4 separate regions of the Homo sapiens genome follow, and regions 1, 3 and 4 are each linked to region 2. A link is an interaction called in ENCODE POLR2A ChIA-PET data of the cell type or tissue named here. Cell type or tissue: MCF 10A. All regions are shown on one strand.

Region 1 (5,000 bases), 54 kb after region 2:
ACATGCATGGCCTCTCTTCAAGTTCTTAACCTCTGCAACTCTTATCACAAGATCATGCCCCACTTCTTGAAATGATCTTGGCTTCTGGGACACCATTTTTTCTTGATTTCCTTTTTCTTTCTCTGATTCTTCCTGCCTGATCCCCCTGTATTGGTCGGATGGCCCACTAAGATGTGGCAATTTAAGAGTAGAATTTAGGAAAGGTACTATTACAAAGCTGGGGGCAGGGTTTAGGTTGTTGCAACACCCCAGGTCTAGAGACAGTGGGGAGAACTTACCAGTGCTCTGTCTGAAGGGCCAAGGGGAGGCAGCCATTATCATCAGCAGAACCTGGGGAGAGAGCTGGATGGAGCAGGTGCATCTCCTAACAGGTGCTGTTGCCTCAGGGTAGAGAGATGCTGCCTGCCTGAAGCAAGCAAGCAGGGAGGGGCCGGGGATAAACACCCTCCTCCCTCCTTGGCATGTCTTCATGTGCTCCCGCTTCATGGGGCTGGGAGGCAGGGAGTCATAAATGCATTTTGTAGGTCGGTGTCCTGGGGCAAAGGGCAGAGAAGAAAAGCAGGAAGGGTGGGTCTGCGGGTCCACACAGAGGGTGTCCAGCTTGCACCACATCTGTTATGGGCTGAATCGTGTCCCCCAAAATCCATAGGCTGAAGCCTCAAACCTCAGCACCTCTGAATGTGACTGAATTTGGAGATAGGGTCTTTCCAGAGGTAATTAAGATAAAAGAAGGTCATGGGGTGGGCCCTAATCCAATCCGGCTGGTGTCCTTATAAGAAGAGATTAGGACACACACAGAGGGAAGACCGTTTGAAGACCTGGCGAGGAAAAGAGGCCACCTGCAAGCCAAGGAGAGGGGCCTCAGGAGAAACTAACTTTGCCGGCACCTTGATCTCAGACTCGTAGCCTCCACAAGTGTGAAAAACTAAATGTGTATTGTTTAAGCCGCCCAGTCTGCAGACTTTGTGATGGCAGCCCTGGTGGATGAATTCACTGCTTAAGTTTGCAGGCACCCCCTACGCTTTCTTCCCTCACCTTGCTTCATTCTTCTGCTGCATGTATTACTGCTGGCTGTGCCCAGCGCTTCATTCCTGTCTTTCTCTGTCTCCCGAGGCTGTTCCCTTCCAGTCAGCCTCCTGCGGGTGGGCTGTCTCATCCTTCCTGCCGCAGGCCCGGTGACTAGAACAGCACCTCACATACAAAAGGTGCTTGGCCATGGCGGGCATTTGTTTAATGAAAGAAAGTTTTCCAAATCTCTTCTTTCTAATGTTCTTCTCTGGTTTCTTCTCCTCTGCTCACCTCTTAACTCCAAGGCCTCATCTCAGCTACACTTGGGGATATTTTCCACTCCCTGCATGGACCCAGAGTCCGGCTGAGGTCATGTGGCGAGGTCAGATATTCTGAAAGTTAATGCGTCCCCACTTTTGAGTGCCCCTTCTGGGTAGGCCATTCCAAGAGGGGCTTATAGGAAGTGCAAGGGAGACGGGCTTGAGCTGAGTTGGACGCACAGTGAGGGATATGTGTGTGAGAGACAGAGAGAGAGAGGGAGAGGGGAGACAGAGAGACACACAGAGAGACAGAGACAGAGAGAGACAGAGACAGAGAGACAGAGACATAGGGGAACACAGGCAGAGAGAGACAGAGACAGAGAGACAGAGACATAGGGGAACACAGGCAGAGAGAGACAGAGCTACAGAGAGAGACAGAGACAGACAGAGACATAGGGGAACACAGGCAGAGAGAGACAGAGCTACAGAGAGAGACAGAGGCACACAGAGAGAGACAGAAGCACACAAAGAGAGACAGAGACCAACAGAGCATTGACACAGGTCCACAGAGACAGAGCTAGAGACAGAGAGAGCGTGCACGGCGCACATGTATATAAAGCCTGTGGGGCGCCTTTTCTTTTCACATAGTGTGATCCAGTCCTATCAATTACTAGGATATTGGCATTTGTGATCATTGCGTCGTCTGGAATTTTTTTCTGGAAAAAAGAGGAAACACAGCCATCTGCCCAGAGCCATCCAGAATATGTCCCAGAGGCCTGTCTGTGTGTACGCGCACTCAGAAGCCTGGGGGCCCTTTCCTTGTCTAAATGTAGCTCCCCCACCGCGTCCCACCCCTGCACAGGAGCGAGGCCTGTGTCAACTTCAGCAGAGCGAGAATGAGGACAGGCCCAGGGGCAGGGAACTGGACGAAGGGAGTTGGAGGCCTTTTCTTGGGAATGGGTGGACCATTGCCCTGCATGGGGACAGGGACGGCACTGGTGGGGGAAGGAAATCTTGAGCTGGTTTCGGCCTTGACCCTCAGCAGCTAGCCCCGGGAGCTCTCATTCTCTGGACGCCAGGGCCTTGGGTTCCTTGGATGAGGTGAGCATGAGCATGTGGGGTAAGTGTTCATGTTTGTGCATGTATGTGTCTGTATGAAAGAGAGTGAGAATACGAGAACATGCCTGTCCTGACTCACAGAGTTGGTGAAATAAAATCAAAGACCCAATGAAAAAGCTCTTGAAAAGGTAAGAGGTCTGCCCAGAGCCAAGGTTTGTTGCCGATCCTGGGATTAGCTGACTTCTGGGCATTTGGAGCCTGCAGCCGTCTGGACATGATCTGGGGACAAGTGGAGGCCAAGAACTGAATATCAGAGAGAGTCTCAGAGAGAAGGAATGTGGACTATGGCAGGTTGCCAGGGATCACTCATGCACACGGATGTTTTGTTTCATTTTTTAGAAACTTTGGGAGAGGAAATAAGGGGGAGAAAATGTAGAATATATTGCATTTCAGAACTTAGGATGCCAACAACAAATTGTACAACTGCTGAAGCTTATTATGGGGGTTTGTTAACATGTGAACTTAAATGCACCAATCCTATCCCTTGCCTCCATTCATTTAACTGTTTAATAAATATTTGTTGAATGCCTAAGATTGATTAATTAATTCAGCCAATCACAGATACTATCACCCTCTTGCTGCATACATAGCATTGTGCTAGAGTTGATATAATGTCTAACATGTTTGAGGAATTATTTCATTCTGGAAATTATTCTTTCCACCTCTTCAGCATCCTAGGAGAACTCCAAATAAACCTTAGCATCTTATTTCAATATTTTTACATCACTTGTTTAAAATTTCTTAAAACCAAACCGGGTTTATTTATGTCAAAGTATACGCAAAATGTATGTGCACGAGAGATGCCATCTGCAAATATAAAAGTCTGTAAACCAAGTCCCTGCCCATGATGGGGTGACACAGGGTGGAAAGCGTGTGCAGGCTTGCATTCTTATAAATATGGATGAAATGCACATTCAAGAATGGTTTGGAAATGATTATTTCCTCCATTTGTTGGCCAAATGTACCAAATCCTTATCTTGGCCTCTTCCTTCTTTTGTTTGGAAAGCCCCACGTTGTCCTTGTCAACTTCCTCACTCATGCTGGTCTCTGGAATGAATTGTTCCACCTCTCCCTGGGCTATTCACTGCAACCAAGGACATCTTAGCAATGTGATATATTTTCCCCTCTCCGAAGTCAAATAGATGTTTTATATCCAATGGGCCAGATTGTGCAGGAGCTTGTCTTCACCCCCACAGGCCACAGGCTGGAGCCTTCCTGGAACAGAGGCTACATTGGCTGTCTTTTGACAAAGGTGCCTGGGTCCTGGGACTTCTTTTGTTTGGAGCTCAGCGGGCTGTGTGTCTGGCTGCTGACATAGCACAATGTTCCCATCTTGGCCCTCTCCTTTCAGGGGAGCAAGTTCCCCTGATGATGGAAGGAAAGAGGCCCCAGAGAGGAGAGGGCAGGGACGCATGATACAGCAGATCAGATGAGGCTCCCAAGACAGAAGGAGGCTTTCGGGTGCTACAGAAGTCTCTGCTGGGCTCAGTGCTGCTGAAGCCTCGCTGAGGGGTTGATGGAGAATCTTGGAAGGCCAATCTTCTCATCCGTGGACATCCTTAGGGGCAGAATACCATGGGTGGGGGTTATGGGATTTGAAGACCCCTGGCCACTGGGGGGCCAGAGGGCTTGCAACCTGCAGAGAACCCCTAGGGTTGTTCCCTTCTCAGTAGATCCTAAAGCCCTGAACTGCTCATAGGGTCCTTGGTGGCCTAGCCCTTACCAACCTCTCCAGCCCCCTCTGAAGCCCTCCCCACCTCCTCTTGCTTTTTTCCACAACCCTCCTGAACTTCTCCAGCCACCGCAGCTGCTGCGGCTCACCTCTGGGCCGGCACACACACTGTTCACTCTGCCGAGACACCTTTCCTTCTCCGCTCAGTAGCATCTGGACCCCCCGCCCAGCAGGCTTCAGTGCCCATGCTCCTGCTCCCTCCAGCACCCAGGTGTCATGACCAGTGGACAGCTGTTAAATATGAGAACCCTGCTCATCGAGGGCCAGGTGCTGAGTGAGGAGGAGAAAGATAGGGATAAGGAAAGGCAGAAACGTGCCCCAGAACAAGGATCTCCTAGGGCTGGGCTCTGGGAGCCGGGAAGTCAGCACACGGTGTGGAAAGTGCTCTGATACGTGGGACTCCAGGGTTCTTTGAGAGCCTGGAGGAGTAGTGCAGGGTACCTGGCTCAGAGGAGGGTGGCTGCAGCCAGAGAAGGCTGCCTGGAGGAGGGGATCCCAAAGCCCTGAACGGCTCATTCCAGTGAGTGTTCTTCTTACTGCCTCAGGCTGCCCACTTGGCCTCTGGATGAATGGAGCTGTGGTCCTGAGGTGGTATCCAGGAGCCAGGGGTGGGTTTGGTGCGCCCAGGACCCCAGGGATGGGGCGTGTTGCCTAAGGCACCCACACCGGCAGGAGCCCCGTGGCCTCTGGCTCTCTGATTGTCTTTGTATTGGTTTGTTGGGACTGTCATGGCAGAGGACCACAGACTGGGGGTTTAAACAGCAGGAGTTTATTTTTCAGAGTTCTGGAAGCTCAACGTCACAAGTTCAAGGTCAAAGCACCCGTGGGTTTGCTTTCTCCTGAGTCCCCTCCTCAGCTTGCAGAGGCCCCTCCTGTATGCA
Region 2 (5,000 bases):
CCTTCTTAGCTATGACACCAAAAGCACAAACAATAACAATAAGGCCAGGTGTGGTGGCTCATGCCTGTAATCCCAGCACTTTGGATGGCCGAGGCGGGTGGATCACTTGAGGTTAGGAGTTCAAGACCAGCCTGGCCAACATGGCAAAACCCTGTCTCTACTAAAAATACAAAAATTAGCTGGGCATGATGGCACGCCTGTAATCCCAGCTACTTGGGAGGATGAGGCAGGAGAATCTCTTGAACCTGGGAGGCTGAGGTTGCTGGAGTGCACTATTGCACTCCAGCCTGGGCAACAGAGTGAAACTGTCTCTCAAAACAACAACAACAACAACAACAGCAACAACAACAACAAGAAATAGATAAATTGGACTTTATCAAAATGAAAGAGTTTTGGGTTTCAAAGGAGACCATCAAGAAAATGAGAAGACAGCCCACAGAATGGGAGGAAAGATTTGCAAGTCATATATCTGATGAGGTCTAGTATCCAGAACATATAAAGAACCCTTAAAAATCAATAACAGAAAGATAAACAACTCAATTAAGAAACAAGCCAGGGATCTGAGAAGATTTTTTTTTTTTTCCAAAAAAGATACACAGGCCAGGTGTGGTGGCTCATGCCAATAATCTGAGCACTTTGGGAGGCCAAGGCAGGTGGATCACCTGAGGTTAGGAGTTGGAGAGCAGGCTGGCCAACATGGCAAAACCCCATCTCTACTAAAAATACAAAAAAATTAGCTGGGCATGGTGGTGCGTGCCTGTAATCCCAGTTACTCAGGAGGCTGAGGCAGGAGAATTGCTTGAACCTGGGAGGCGGAGGTTGCAGTGAGCTGAGATCGTGACGCCGCACTCCAGCCCGGGTGACAGAGCAAGACTATGTCTCAAATTAAAAAAAAAAAGAAAAGAAAAAGAAGATACATAAATGACCAATAAGCACATGAAAAGATGTTCATTAGCCATTAGAAAAATGTAAATCAAAATCACAATGAGATACCACTTCACACCACCAGGATGTCTATCATGAAAAAACCAGAAACTAATAAATGTAGTGAGGATGTGAAGAAATTGGAACCCTTGGATGTTGCTAGTGAGAATGTGTGTGTGTGTGTGTGTGTGTGTGTGTGTGTATATATATATATATATTTGAGATGGAGTCTCGCTCTGTCACCCAGGCTGGAGTGCAAGCTCTGCCTCCTGGGTTCACGCCATTCTCCTGCTTCAGCTTCCCAAGTAGCTGGGACTACAGGCACCCACCACCATGCCCGGCTAATTTTTTTTATATTTTAGTAGAGACGGGGTTTCACAGTGTTAGCCAGGATGGACTCAATCTCCTGACCTCGTGATCCGCCTGCCTTGGCCTCCCAAGGTGCTGGGATTATAGGCGTGAGCCACCGCGCCTGGCCGCATATATATATATTTTTAAAAAGTGCAGCTGCTATGGGAAACAGTTTAGAAATTTCTCAAAATGTTAAACATAGAGTTTCCATGTGACCCGGAAATTGTATTCCTATATATATATATGCAAGAGAAATGAAAACATATGTTTACAAAAAACTTAAACACAAGTGTTTACAGCAGTTTTATTATAATAGCCAAAAAAGTGGAGGCAACCCAAATGTGCATCAACTGATGATTGGATAAATAAAATCTGTTGTATCCATACAGTGGAATATTATTTAGCAATAAAAAGGAATGAAGTACTGATACATATTACAACATGGATGAACCTTGAAAAAACATGCTAAATCAAAGAAGCCACTCCTGAAGACCACATGTTGTGTGCTTTCATTTATACAAAATGTCCAGAATAGGCCGATCTCTAGAGACAGAAAGTAGATTAGTGGATGTCAGGGCCTGGGGCTGGGGCTGGCATAGGGAGTGGGTGTGACTAATGGATGTGGATTCCTTTGGGGCTGATGAAAATGTTCTAAAATTGATTGTGGCGATGGTTGCACAACCTCGTGAATATATTAAAAAGCATTGAATTGTACGCTTTAAATGGTAGGGTTGAATAGTATGTAAATTATAACTCAGTAAAACTGTAAAAATATAGGATGACTTGTTAAATTAAATTTCAGATAACCAGTGCTAATTTTTTATTTTTTGCAATATATTTCAGATACATTTCTTGCAATATTTGGGATGTACTTATACTAAAAAATTAGTCATTGTTTATCTGTAATTCAGCTTTAACTGGGTGTCCTGTATTTTATCAGGCAACCTCATGCATGTCGACTGCATGTGAGAATGACTTTAAGAATCATCCCCTCCAGGGCTCCTATCTTTTTATCCCTGTAGGGAATTTACTATCAGAGGCTGTATCACGGCTGTGGCTCCTGAGCTCGGAGGCCCTATTGTGGCTCCTGTTCTCTGAAAGCCCCACCTTGAGGCGTTTCCCTGGTAACCTCCAAACAACTCGTCAACCAGCCTGCAGGCCAGGGAGGGTTTTCCCAGAACAGTGAATGACAGGACTTATAGGCTACAGGGAAACAACTGGATTCTTTTCTGCATGTTGTTCCCATGAGATGAGCTCCTCTTCCATGACGCCTTGATTGAAATCAAGGCAGATTCCTTTGTTCCTCTGGTGACTTTCTCATCATCAAAAATTCTCTGGGCATTTCATTCTCCATAAAGTCTCTCTCTGCTCAGTAATTAGTATGTCCAGCCTCATCTACTCATGAAAACTCCTCACCTCACTCAAAATAGAAGATTCTTTTCTTCCAGGGCCAGCTGCAGACAGAAAATATGCCTTGGGAATGGGGGGTTGGTTCTTGTCTTTTTACTTAGGATAGCTCTGATAAGGTTTGGCTGTGTCCCCACCCAAATCTCATCTTGAATTGTAGCTCCCATAATTACTGCGTGCTGTGGGAGGGACCTGATGGGAGGTAATTGAATCATGGGGGCAGGTCTTTCCCGTGCTATTGTTGTGATAGTGAATATGTCTCATGAGACGTATGTAAGACATACCTTTGCTTCTCCTTTGCCTTCCGCCATGATTTTGAGACCTTCCAAGCCATGTGGAACTGTGAGTCCATTAAACTTCTTTCTTTTATAAATTACCCAGTCTCAGGTATGTCTTATATTACCACCATGAAAACAGACTAATATAAGCTCCTTCCTCCTCTCCCCTCCCCCTACCTGTCTCCAGGGAGGGGAGGGGCCAGGAGAGGAAGGAATAAAGGAGCAGGACCGTTCCTTCTTTCTGGTACCAATATGGCACTGTCCTTGGAGGCTGTTTAAACAGATAGATGCTTTCTCATGTTCTGCACAAATTCGTGAGAATTTTTGTATTCCACCTCATACTGTAGTTGTTTGTTCTTGATATGCATATATTGATCACCAATTAAACACTTCACTCTTCTTCCCTCCATCGGAATCCCGCCCCTACCCCTAGATCTTCAGGTTGAATTCCTGCTCCAGGTATCAATGGCACAGTCATGCTGGCTCATCCCAGGGGTGGGTGGGAATTGTCCAGTTAGAGGAGCATTGAGCTTGCTCTTGGGACATATGATCCCTAGAGAGTCATTCTTGTGGCCTGGTGGCCCAGGCTACATGGAGGTCTTTTGCTGTTGGGTGCCAGTCTGCATCACATGTATACACACACACACACACACACACACACACACACACACACACTTTATAGAGTGCAATGCTGTTATCTGATGTTTGCATTGCACTGAGCCTGCTAATAACCTCCAGGAAAAAATGCTGTTCTCTGCTCATGGAGGTCCTAAAAATATTGCCTGGCAATGGCTTCTCTGGGACATTCAGAAGGTGGGTTGGTACTGTGTCATCTGACCTTCCCTCCTTGAAATGCATGCTTGCTCAGGAAGAGAAGACTCAGATGTCCTTTCCAGCTGCCAGGGCCTGGGGCATTCTGCAGAGAATTGTTCTGGAGCATTTCCTGGAATAGTCACCTCCTCAGATGAGTACAGAGGGGCTGCGGAAGAGGCACAAAGTCAGCATTGCTACCACTGGGACTGAAGGGTGAATGTCTAGGAACCAGCATGATCAGAGACACCACACAAATGCAGGGGAGACCCCCGGCGCCGAGGTCAGGGGTAGGTGCTATGAGGAGTGGCGGGGACATGGGCAGGCCTGGGTCCACTGCCGTGTACAGACACGTCATTCACAGAAGCCGAGAGGTGGAAGCAACCCAAGTGTCCTTTGACAGATGAATGGAGAAGCAAGATGTGGTCCATCCACGTAATAATATTATTCAGCCTTGAAAAAGAAGGAAATGCTGACACATGCTGCAACATGCATGAACCTTGAGGACATTATGATAAGTGAAATAAACCAATCACAGAAAACCATATATATGATTCCACTTGTATGAGGTTCCTGGAACAGTCAAATCCATAGAGATAGAAAGTAGAATGGTGGGTGCCAGGGGCTGGGAGGGAAAGGGGAATGATTAATGGATACAAGTTTCAGTTTGGGGTGATGAAAAAGTTCTGTGGATGGATGGTGGTGATGGCTGCCCAACAGCCTGAATGTGTTTAATGCTGCTGAACTGTGCACTTAAAACGCTTAAGATATAAATTTTACGTTAAGTATAATTTACCACAATAAAAAAGGTAAAATAAAAAGTAGAAAAAAAACTTGAAAATATTAAAAAAAAGACACTGTGAGGCACGACTTCCTCACTTCCTCACCCCACACATGGAAAGTTCTGGAAGCTGGATTGCACTGTGTCCGTCTGTTCCAAGGCCCACAGGTGGGACTACTCTTCTTTGTTGTCTTTCATTTTTCAAAACCTAGCTCAGATTTCCCTTCCCTCTGAAAGCATCTTTGGGTCTCTTGACTGGGAGCTGCTGCCTTTGGCACGTTCTCATGGCCCCTTGTTTCTCCAGGGTGAAGTCTGCTATGTTTCATTTACTCGTTTGCCCGCCTGCCTTCCCCCTGAGACCCAGGGACCCTCTTAGGCAGGCTGGGTCTTGTTCACCTTTGTGTGTGGCTCCATGCTCTGCATAGAACTGAGTGCACCAGTCATGTCGG
Region 3 (5,000 bases), 190 kb after region 2:
CAGCATTTTGCATTGTTGCAGTACGTTTGCTAAAATGGATGAAAGTACTGGTACATTATTATCCATGAAAGTCCATAGTTTACGTGAGGGTTCACTCCATGTGTTGTTCAGTTCTAGCAGTTTTGACAAATGCATAATGTCAGGCACGCACGATTACAGTAAAGCATAGAAGAGTTCCACTGCCCTAAAATTCCTCCTGGCTCCACTTGCTCACGCCGCCCTTCTTGCCCCTTTGCCCTGATACTTTTTCTGTAGTCCACATTGTCTGATATAAATACAGATATTCCAGCATTAACATGGTATATCTATCTCTATCTCTTTACTTGTATTCTAATTGTGTCTTTATAGTTAAAGTGAGTTTCTTGTAGACAACATACAGTTAGGTCTGGTTTTTTTAATCCACCCAGCTAGCGTCTGTCTTGTAATTCACATATTTAGAACATTGACATATAAACTAATTATTAATATATTTGATATAATATCAACCATATTTATTACTGTTTCTATGTGTTTCCCTTGTTCTGTTTCTTTTTCCTCTTACACTTTTTTCTCCTTTTCTGATTTTCCTTGAGAATTTTATATGATTCCATTTTATTTCCTCTTTCATTATATATCAGTTATACTTCTTTACAATTTTTTTAGTAGTTGCCTGTGATTTTGCAATATACACTTAAAACTGATCCAAGTCCATTTTCAAATAACACAATACCACTTCATGTGTAGTGAGAATATGTTATCACAGAGTATTCACAATTCTTTTCCTCATCTCTTATAACATTTTTGTCATTCATTTCACTAATTTATAAACTATAATCACCCAATACATGTTTACTATTATTATCTTGAAGAAAATGATAAACTGTTAGATTAGCATAAAATATGAAAAAGAAATTATTCATTTTAGCCTTCGTTTCTTTCTTCTTGAATGCTCTTCATTCCTTTTAGTAGACCTGAGTTTTTCACCTATGTCATTTTCCCTTCTTTTTCAAGGAAGTCCTACTGGCAGCAAACCCCTTCCGTTTTTCTTTCTCTGCAAAAGTATTTGCCATTCACTTTTGAAGGATAATTTCACTGGATACAGAATTCTATCTATAGCTAGTGGTGTTTTCTTTCTTTCAGCCCTTTAAATATTTCACTCCACACTCTCTTTTTACTTGCATGGTTTTCGAGGAGAAGTCTGATGTAGTCTTATGCTTGATCCTCCATACGTAAGGTAGGTTTTTTTTCCACCTCTGAATTCTTTCATTATTTTCTCTGCATCTTTGATTTTCTGCAATTTGAATATATACTATATACCTAGGTATACGTTTTAAAATATCCATCCTGCTTGGTGTTCTCTTTAGTTTCCTGAATCTGTGGTTTGGTGTCTCATTAATTTTGGAAAATTCTCAGTCATTATTACTTCAAATATTTTTTCTGTTCTTTTCTCCCTTTCTTCTTTTTTGGTATTCCCATTACATATATGTTACACCTTTTGTAATTGTCCTGCCATTTTTAAACATGGTGCTCCATTTTTTTTTCAGTCTTTCTTCCCTTTGTCTTTCAGTTTGAGAAGTTTCTATTCATATATCTTCAAGCTCACTGACATATAGCTTATATTGTGTTCCAGTTACTACAAAAGAGCACTGCGGATGTGCTGGGCAGAAATGGGGGAGGCGAATCATTCTATATAGAGTCCAATGATTAGGTTTCAGGTTTTTAGTGAGCCTGTGTCCCTGGGCTGTGACCTTCACCTGGGAGTCTCAGTTATTATCCCATCTTATATTAGGTAATACAGGAAAGCTAGCTGAGATGGGACTGGGATGTTTCCTTTTCCCTGGGTGTTAGGATGAAGGAAGCTGAAGTACAGCATTTCCCTCCACAAAGATGAGGTGGTGCTTCTCCACCTGTCCACTAAGATAATGGAGGTGGTGGAGCCTGGTAGACCACAAGTAGGGTGGTGGCACAGATGTGATGTCCCCTGCCCAAGATGGAATCAGAGAGCCAGCCTGGGATCCCACCTCCATCACTTCCCAGCTTTGTGATCCTGAGCAAATTAGTTATTGTCACTGCAGTGTCATTTCCTCATCTTAAAAGAAGGTAATAACAGTCATCCCATAGCACACTTATGAGAGTTAAATCAAATGATGCAAGGGAAATGCCTGCAACACTGCCTGGCAGATAACAGAGTCTCAACAGATGGTAGAGGTCATTCTGAAGAGAATGCCATTTGACCTAACTGGGGTGACGAAGGCAGTTAAGAGTAGGCGAGAGGAGTGGTAGGGCTTGGGGAAAGCAGGTCAGGCAGCTGGTGGGATTTGCAGAGCTGAGGAGAGCCTTCCAGGTGCATTTAGTTGCTGACGGAGTCTGGCCCAAGCCCAGGCCACAGGCACAGTCCCAGGAGACATGCTCATGAGCTGTCATCTCAGTCCAGCCGCTGACTCACCCCACAGGCGGGCACCCAGGGAGCAGGTGCTGCAGCTGTTGCGTCATTAGACCTCTGAGGCTGTAAGAGCTGACCATCTTCTGGCTGATGGAGTAACTTGCCCACAGGTGGGGATGGGAGGGATGAAGGCCCAGCCTCTCTTGTGTGTCTGGGATGAGAGGGACAGTATCCTCACCTTGGTCTAGACTTTGTCGTTCAAAAGGTAAGCTGGGGAGCAGCAGGCTCAACATCACCTGGGCGCGTGTTACAGATGCAAACCTCTGGTCTAGTCCCAAACTTGCTGAGTCTTAATCTGCATTTGGCAAGCTCTCAAAGTGATTCCTTTGTATGTAAAAGTCTAAGAAGCACTGGCTAGCATCTTTCTGGTTCACATGCACGTTAAAGCTTGAGAAGTGTTGGCCTAGGGATCTTCGTGGATTCCAAATAGAAGTCAGAATACCAATAACCAGTATTAATTTCTGATTGTAATATCAGCAGCTGAAGGATCAAGGTGTTTGGAACCCAGGAATCACAATCAGACTTTTTCAGGCCGCAAATGGATTGATAAAACAATGGAGGTCTCTCTGATAAGGTAACATTTCAGCTGAGCATGGAAGTAAGTGAAGACATGATCATAGGAGTATCTGGGGATCGAGCAGCAAGTGCAAAGGCCCTGGGGCTGGAACACACTCAGTGTGTGTGAGAAATGGCAAGGGGTTCAGTGTGCCTGATGCAGATTAAGCAAAGAGGCCAGGAGTAGGAGGTGATATGGAAAGATTGTGTTGACTCTGCAGTTCATGGTAAGGCCTTAGGATATTGTCATGAGTGAAATGGGAAGCTGTCGGAAGGTTTAGAATGAAGGGGTCATATTATCTGACTTTTGTTTTAACAGGAATCTCTCCAGCTGAGTCTAATTTCTGAGAGTAGACTGAAGAGGACACAGCAGGGCAGTCTAGTCAGAGGTGCCTGCAGGAATCCCAGACGAATGGTAGGGAAGGTAGTGAAGGAGGTGAAGAGATGAGCTTTGAGCCTGGTCCTGTTTAGAGCAGAGCTGGCAGGACTTGCTAGGGATGGGTGCATGCTGTGGGAGAAAGAGAAGCTCCTGGGTTGGCTCTGTGCACCTCTGTGACTCAGCTTTCCTGGAAGGTGCTTTGCGTTTTTCCTTCAGTATCTGACAGGCATGGGCAGAAGAGTCTTTGTTTTTTGGGGGGCTTTTTTGTTTGTTTGTTTGTTTGTTTGTTTGGTGATGGAATTTCACTCTTGTCACCCAGGCTGGAGCACAGTGGCCTGATCTCGGCTCACTGCAACCTCTGCCTCCCGGGTTCAAGTGATTTTCATGCCTCAGGCTCCCAAGTAGCTGGGATTAAAGGCGCCCAACACCACTCCCAGCTAATTTTTGTATTTTTTAGTAGAGACGGGGTTTCACCATGTTGGCCAGGCTGGTCTTGAACTCCTGACCTCAGGTGGTCCACTCACCTCGGACTCCCAAAGTGCTGGGATTACAGGCGTGAACAACCATGCCCAGCCCAGGCAGAAGAGGCTTAAACATGGCCGGTGGTACATGTACTTTCATTACTTTTCTGCCCACCCCCCCTAAAATGTCAGTAAAAGCATGAAAACAGGGAACCTTACAGGATGAGGAGCCCAGGACTGGGGATTAAATAAGATGAATGACAATGTGAGTTATGTCTGAAGAGGAAAGCAGACACAGCCATGGGTGGGAGGTGACTTAGCAGAGGGAAGGAAGCTGGCTACCGAGTGTCTGCAGTCAGAGGTGCAGGCAGAAGACCTTGAGGATCCACCCGAGAGGCTCCGGAATCAGACTCCAGGCCCTCTGAAAGGTTGGGATGAGATGGGGTTGGCAAGAGGTGGGTTATTGAATGCTGTCCAAGGGTTGTTAGATCTGCTGCTCAGGCAGACACTAGCTCCTTGATCCCACGAGAGACTCGAGGGTGATCCTCTGGGAAATCGAGGCAGCTGGCACTCCAGTGCAGGGTGAGGTGGGGATATGAATTGTGCACACTGAATGGTGGACTTCTGGCCCCTTCCCCATCCCTGCTCCAGGGCAGCCATAGCCAAACCTATAACCAGCAAGCAGGAAAACAGATGACCTCTGAGGACAACATCACCCAGAGGACAGGCTCCAGATGCTAACAATGTGGGCTCCTCTGAACATGTACTTCGCCTCTCACTGCACAGGCAAATCCTGCCCCAGCACACCAGTTTCTGATAAATATTTTAGTGTCTCACTCTTAACTATGAATAGATAGCCAAGGATCACCAGACAGGAAGCCCTCTAACACAGACAAACAGAAACTAAAGACAAGACAGAAAGGATCTCAGAGAAAACAGGCAATTCAGGGAGCAGAGGGAAACTTTCTGGACAAACCCACAATTAAAACCTTCTAGGACTTAAGAGGAGCTGTATACTTGTGATTCAAGATCAGGCTCCTAGCAGGAACATTCATAGCTCCAGGATTAGGGGCAGGAAAGAGGACAGAGCTGAAACAAAATTCTACAGGAGGATTAGAAGATAACAATGAGAATTTTTGCCAAAAAAAAAATACCGCAAAAGGCCGAAGAACCAACAATAGGA
Region 4 (5,000 bases), 280 kb after region 2:
GGGTCAATATCTGCTCTGACAGACGGCACTACAAGCACATCATGGCAACAACAGTTTTCAAATGAACTCCCTGACAATATTTCACTGGATCTGTGTGATCAACCAATGGATAACGTATTCTGTAGCACAGCACTGAGGACAGCTTGTGTTTGCTTTTATGTGTCCTGTGAGAGGCCGTTGGGAAAATTTCAAATCCTTTGTGGGTGTTAAGTGTCCAATGTGGACTGATGGGCAGGTGGAGGTGTGCAGGTGGAGAGCTGAGTCACGGCTGTGTTTGTTATGGTGGCTCCTGATTGGTTTCTAGGTTGGCTTGCTCTGCCCATGTAGAGTGACAAGGTGCATGGATGATGCTTTAATCCAAGAAGTCACAGCCCCATGGGTCAGGCAATTGCAGGTGAAATCTCAAGCAGGTGATTCTTAAGCCCAGCTCTGCCCCAGGAGATCCCAGGCTGATCAGATAACCTTTCAGAGGTTCGATATCCTCACCTCTCATGTGTAAAAAGTGGCAATGTCAAGCTCTCGGAGGTGTTGGAAAATCAGGTGAGATTTAGGGGAATCGGAAGCTTGAGAGTGCTTGGTCAGTGATCAAAAGCTGATTTCTAGGGAAGGGCTAAAGAGGAGCAATCGGTCTTTACATTGAAGGTGAGTTGTTTGTTTGTTTTTAGTTAAGATTAGTGCTTCTTAAATGATAGTTATTTTGCCATGTCAGAAGACACTTTTAAAGAAGAAGGCCTCTGGGAATATAAATGCAAAAGAAAAACCAGTACATTCCAACTTAGAGCTAATTTAAGAAAACAATCTTTCAGCAAACTTGACAACTGCTCTGAGAATGTAGCTTCTGAGACCAGTGGTGGCTCTAATCCTAAATGACTCTAATAAACAATTCTCTCTGCCATTAGAGTTATCAGAGAAATAATTTATATGATACGTTTCAGCTTGATAGACACCATCATCCCATTGCAAACCCCTATTTAGTGAACTAGATTCCAAGCTCTATTAATCATTTGAGTAGGGTGTCTGTTTGGATGTGACGTATCTACAATTAGGCTTAATTAAAACCACCCACATAGAGCATGCTGAAAGACCAGCATTTAAAAATAGGAGCTGAATAATTAGGGTCATTAATAGGAACTGATTATTTAGTTTATGATGGCTTAAACACAAATTAGGCTCAGCAGTTTTCTGGTTTCTAATGAAAACGCAGAGGGCAGAGCAAAGCTCACTTAAAGGGAATCCCTCATTATACTCTGGGAATGGCCATCGTTCTTCATCATCCTCTGTTTTAGGGTAGCCCATTCACCAAAGCATTTGCATCGGGCTGGTACAAGTAACCTGCGCCTCTGTGAGGGGTGGAGGAAAAGTGCTCTGCCCGGGGCCAAGCTAGGTAAGCCAGGGGCAGGCTGGATTCAGCCTTCCCCAGGGCCCTGGGAGGAGCCTTTGTGCTCTGCCTGAACTGCACAGGGTAGGTGGCCACCCTCCCTGGGCAGAGGCCTCCTGCAACCGACTCTTTGTCATCTCTCTGTTGCGGTTACTGCGTGGATTTTTCTGAGGCCACAGGAAATCTACTGATGCATCTCCCGGATCACCCACAGTCTATGACTGCCCGCTCTTAAATAAACAGTTTATGTACATGATGCTGTGCTGTTTGTGATGTTTCACATTCTTTGGCCTTAATGGGGGGCTTATAGAGCTTCCAACTGAGTAAGACAAGGATATCTTTCAAAGCAGGTATGAATAAGGCAATGAGATGCTCCACCTCTACCAGGGCCTGAGCTGAGCTTACGAGTGTAAAATCCAGAGCTGGCGCTGATTCGGTGTGGGGGTGGGATGGGAGCAGGGTAGGAAAGTGAGAAGCTGAATTCAGTAGAGCATCAGAGGCTAAGATTTATTGGCTGGTACCCAGTGAAAATGGAAAGACTTTTCTGGCCATGATTTTTTTTTCCCATAGACTTGAGCTGGATTTTATTCACAAGAATCCAAAATAAGTATTTTAAGTGTGTGTGTGTGTATGTGTGTGTGTGATTTGTGTGCGAGTGTGTGTGTGTCTTATTAGGTGATTAAGCACGTAAGAGGCTAAGTTCCTGTTCCTTTCCTTTATGTTGGAAATAATTTTAACCTTGTTCTCCTGGCTCAGAATCCTTTTCAAGCTACAAGCAGATTTCTTGTGAGTTGCAGGATGGTTTCTGGATTTGTTGCGTGAGACGTGACCTACCCTCCAATGTCTGAAGTCATCTCTTGCCTGCCTGGAAGGCCTGCTGTATGTTTCGGGCATTACTGTTTATCCTCACGTCATAGTTTTACATGTGAGTCACTCTCATACAAAATGTTCACTTCTATTTTGTTTTGGAGGAAGGTTAGGGTGTTTTAAGCTAGACTGGTTTAGATTCACAAGAAAAGGATGTGACCTATGTTTCTGATGTGTTTGTGAAGTTGATTAAATAAGAGAATGAAACAGAAAGCAGTCCCTTTAGGAAAGTATCACATAGAGTTTCTCGGCCTCAGCACTGTTGGCATTTGAGGCCGGATCATTCTCCGTGGCGGGGGTCGTCCCGTGCGTTGTAGGATGTTGAGCAGCATCCCTGGCCTCCACCTACTAAGACTAGCAGCACATCCTCCCACCGTTTGCCCCCAGTGGTGACAATCAAAGATGTTTCCAGACATTGTCAAATGTCCCCCGGGGGTGGGGGGCAAAATCGCCCCCAGTTGAGAACCTCTGATAGAATGATTCATCTGGGTGGGGAAAATTAATTTTGTTCTTCCAAATATCTGAAGTAGCTTGAACGAATTTTGTTTTTCTGAGACATTCAAAGAATTATGGAATCTTGAGATTGTTTATCCTCTGAAAGAAGATGAAATCTTCTCTTTTAACTCCTTTTTTTTTTTTGGATCTTTTTGGTTTTCTTTGTGATTTATCTCCAGCAATTTTAAGATTTAGGATTACATTGTATATCAACCATTCTTACACTATGTAAATTAAGTTTATTTCCTACTTGACTCAAGATAAAAAATATAATTTCCAATGGTTTTCCAACTGTTTTCTACGTTGGCAAAATTTCAAATCATCTGTAACTGTTGACCTTTATTGAGGCTTCTCTAATAATCACTTTCTCCAACTCACGGAAGAGACACTTCATAGATTTGTGGTGACAAACCTTAGCTTTAAAGCTAGCTGAATGTTTTGTATACTTCTCTTCTTGACCCAATCTATTGATAACTGTCCAGCCTTTGTGGTGTGCCGAATTAATGTACTGCAAATTGCGTCCATAGAAACAGGTGGTATATTCCCCCAAGGCACGTTGTGAATTTATAATCACCCATGTATCCCACAGAGTTATTCTGAAATTGATTCAAGATTACGTTCTGAGATAAATCTGTATTCATTGCTATGAAAAGTTGCCCATAATATACTAGTGAGTAGAAAAGCAAGTCATTGAATACTGTGGTTTTAAAATAAAATGAAGTGAAACCAAATGATGTTAGAGCATGCTTTTATGCACAGCAGAGAAAGTTCTTCTAAATATGTTTACCACGCATTAAAACAGTTGCTTCTGTGGAGTCTGAAAGTGGAGGGCTGGCTTGTGGGCAGGGGAGGAGGTGGAGGCAGACGCAGTTCTGTTTCTATCTTATACACTTCTGTATCTTTTAAGTTTTTTGAATCAGCACATACTAACTACTTTTATAATTTAAATAAGTGAAACCTATTTTCTCTTTCTTTTTTGTTTGCCACTACACAAGTGACAATTTCGTGCTTTTACTTCTGCCCTTTTTTCCTCAGAGGGACCACGCTGTCTTTCAGTTTCAGTTTGAACAGTTGGCTCTATCTCAAGTGATACCAGTCAATAGTTTCACCTTGCCTCACTCAGCCTGCACAGGATATGCAATTGCGTTTCAGGGGTAAACTTGGTATCATTTTCTAAACACGTCCACCGTTTCTTCTATGTGGCAGCGGGGGCATTGGTTGAGCAGGATCAACAAAGGCCTCCCCTCACCTGCTTCCAGCCCTGAGGCTCCAGAGCTGCAGAGCCGCGGCTACCTCTGTGGGTGGAGACGTAGGGGGAACAGGCAGACAGATGCAAGCCTGGGAACATAGGACTCCAGCGAGATAGGCATGTGAGTGCTCACCGGAAGTTAGCACACAAACACTCACTATCACCTAGCTTTGGGTTTAAAAGCAATTACTCTTTGTTTTTTTTTTGTTTTGTTTTGTTTTGTTTTTGAGACAGGTTCTCACTCTGTTGCCCAGGCTGGAGTGCAGTGGTGCGATCTCAACTCACTGCAGCCTTTACCTTCTAGGCTCAAGCAATCCTCCCACTTCAGCCTCCTGAGTAGCTGGGACTATAGGTGTGTGCCACCATGCCCAGCTAATTTTTGTATATATATACATATTTTTTTTTGTAGACACAGGGTTTCTCCATGTTGCTCAGGCTAGTCTTGAACTCCTGGCCTCAAGCCATCCACCTGCATCGGCCTCCTGAACTGCTGGGATTACAGATGTGAGCCACTGCACCCGGCCTCCAGCTACTTTTAATAAGGGGAATCAAACTAAGGACAAAAAAAGTGATGCCATGCAGAGCAGCAGAGCTAATTCCAGGTCACACCCTCATGACACCTCACGGGACATTCAATTACCTTTCCAAGGGCTGCTGCAACAAAGCACCATAAACCAGGTGGTGCAACAAAGCACCATAAACCACCAGAACCCCCTTATGGTTCTGGAAGCCAGAAGTCCAAGATCAACATGTTAGCAGGGCCTTGCTCCTTCTGAAGACTGTAGGGAAGGATCCTTTCTTATCTCTTTTGAGCGTCTGGTGTTGCCAGCCATCCTTGCATTCCTTGGCTTGCAGACTCATCCCTCTAGTCTCTGTCTGCATCATCACATACGTGGCTGTCCTCTTCCCTTTATGTCGGTGTCCCTTCTTCTCTTCTTATAAAGACACCAATCTTCTTGGATGAAGGGCCCACCCTTTCTCATATGACCTCAACTTAAGTAATTTCACTGG

The links. ChIA-PET counts read pairs that join two places held together with the same protein. Peaks named below come from ENCODE experiments on the same cell type or tissue, not always from the same donor. Only the 100,000 strongest peaks of a DNase experiment are listed, where the experiment ranks them.
Region 1: POLR2A ChIA-PET joins it to region 2 with 11 read pairs; 1 of 35 experiments calls an interaction of 5 or more read pairs at or near these places.
Region 3: POLR2A ChIA-PET joins it to region 2 with 8 read pairs; 2 of 35 experiments call an interaction of 5 or more read pairs at or near these places.
Region 4: POLR2A ChIA-PET joins it to region 2 with 5 read pairs; 2 of 35 experiments call an interaction of 5 or more read pairs at or near these places.

The regions. Positions count from the first base shown.
Region 1 is chr21:38,991,384-38,996,383 of GRCh38, reverse strand. LINC02940 (long intergenic non-protein coding RNA 2940) reads left to right here. Exons shown (of 7, transcript XR_007067867.1): 4 at 1-3,639. Among named protein-coding and RNA genes, the nearest start is that of LINC01700, 16 kb to the right of the region's middle. In MCF 10A, no CTCF peak of the experiment used is centred here; a DNase peak (open chromatin) is centred at 2,623.
Region 2 is chr21:39,045,670-39,050,669 of GRCh38, reverse strand. All of the region lies in intron 3 of LINC02943 (long intergenic non-protein coding RNA 2943), which reads left to right. Among named protein-coding and RNA genes, the nearest start is that of LINC02940, 29 kb to the right of the region's middle. In MCF 10A, no CTCF peak of the experiment used is centred here; DNase peaks (open chromatin) are centred at 1,879 and 2,409.
Region 3 is chr21:38,850,985-38,855,984 of GRCh38, reverse strand. No RefSeq gene overlaps it. Among named protein-coding and RNA genes, the nearest start is that of ETS2, 48 kb to the right of the region's middle. In MCF 10A, no CTCF peak of the experiment used is centred here; DNase peaks (open chromatin) are centred at 2,404 and 3,494.
Region 4 is chr21:38,766,148-38,771,147 of GRCh38, reverse strand. The region is part of intron 1 of LINC00114 (long intergenic non-protein coding RNA 114); the gene reads left to right. Among named protein-coding and RNA genes, the nearest start is that of LINC00114, 4.8 kb to the left of the region's middle. RefSeq lists an enhancer at 4,062-4,191. In MCF 10A, no CTCF peak of the experiment used is centred here; no DNase peak of the experiment used is centred here.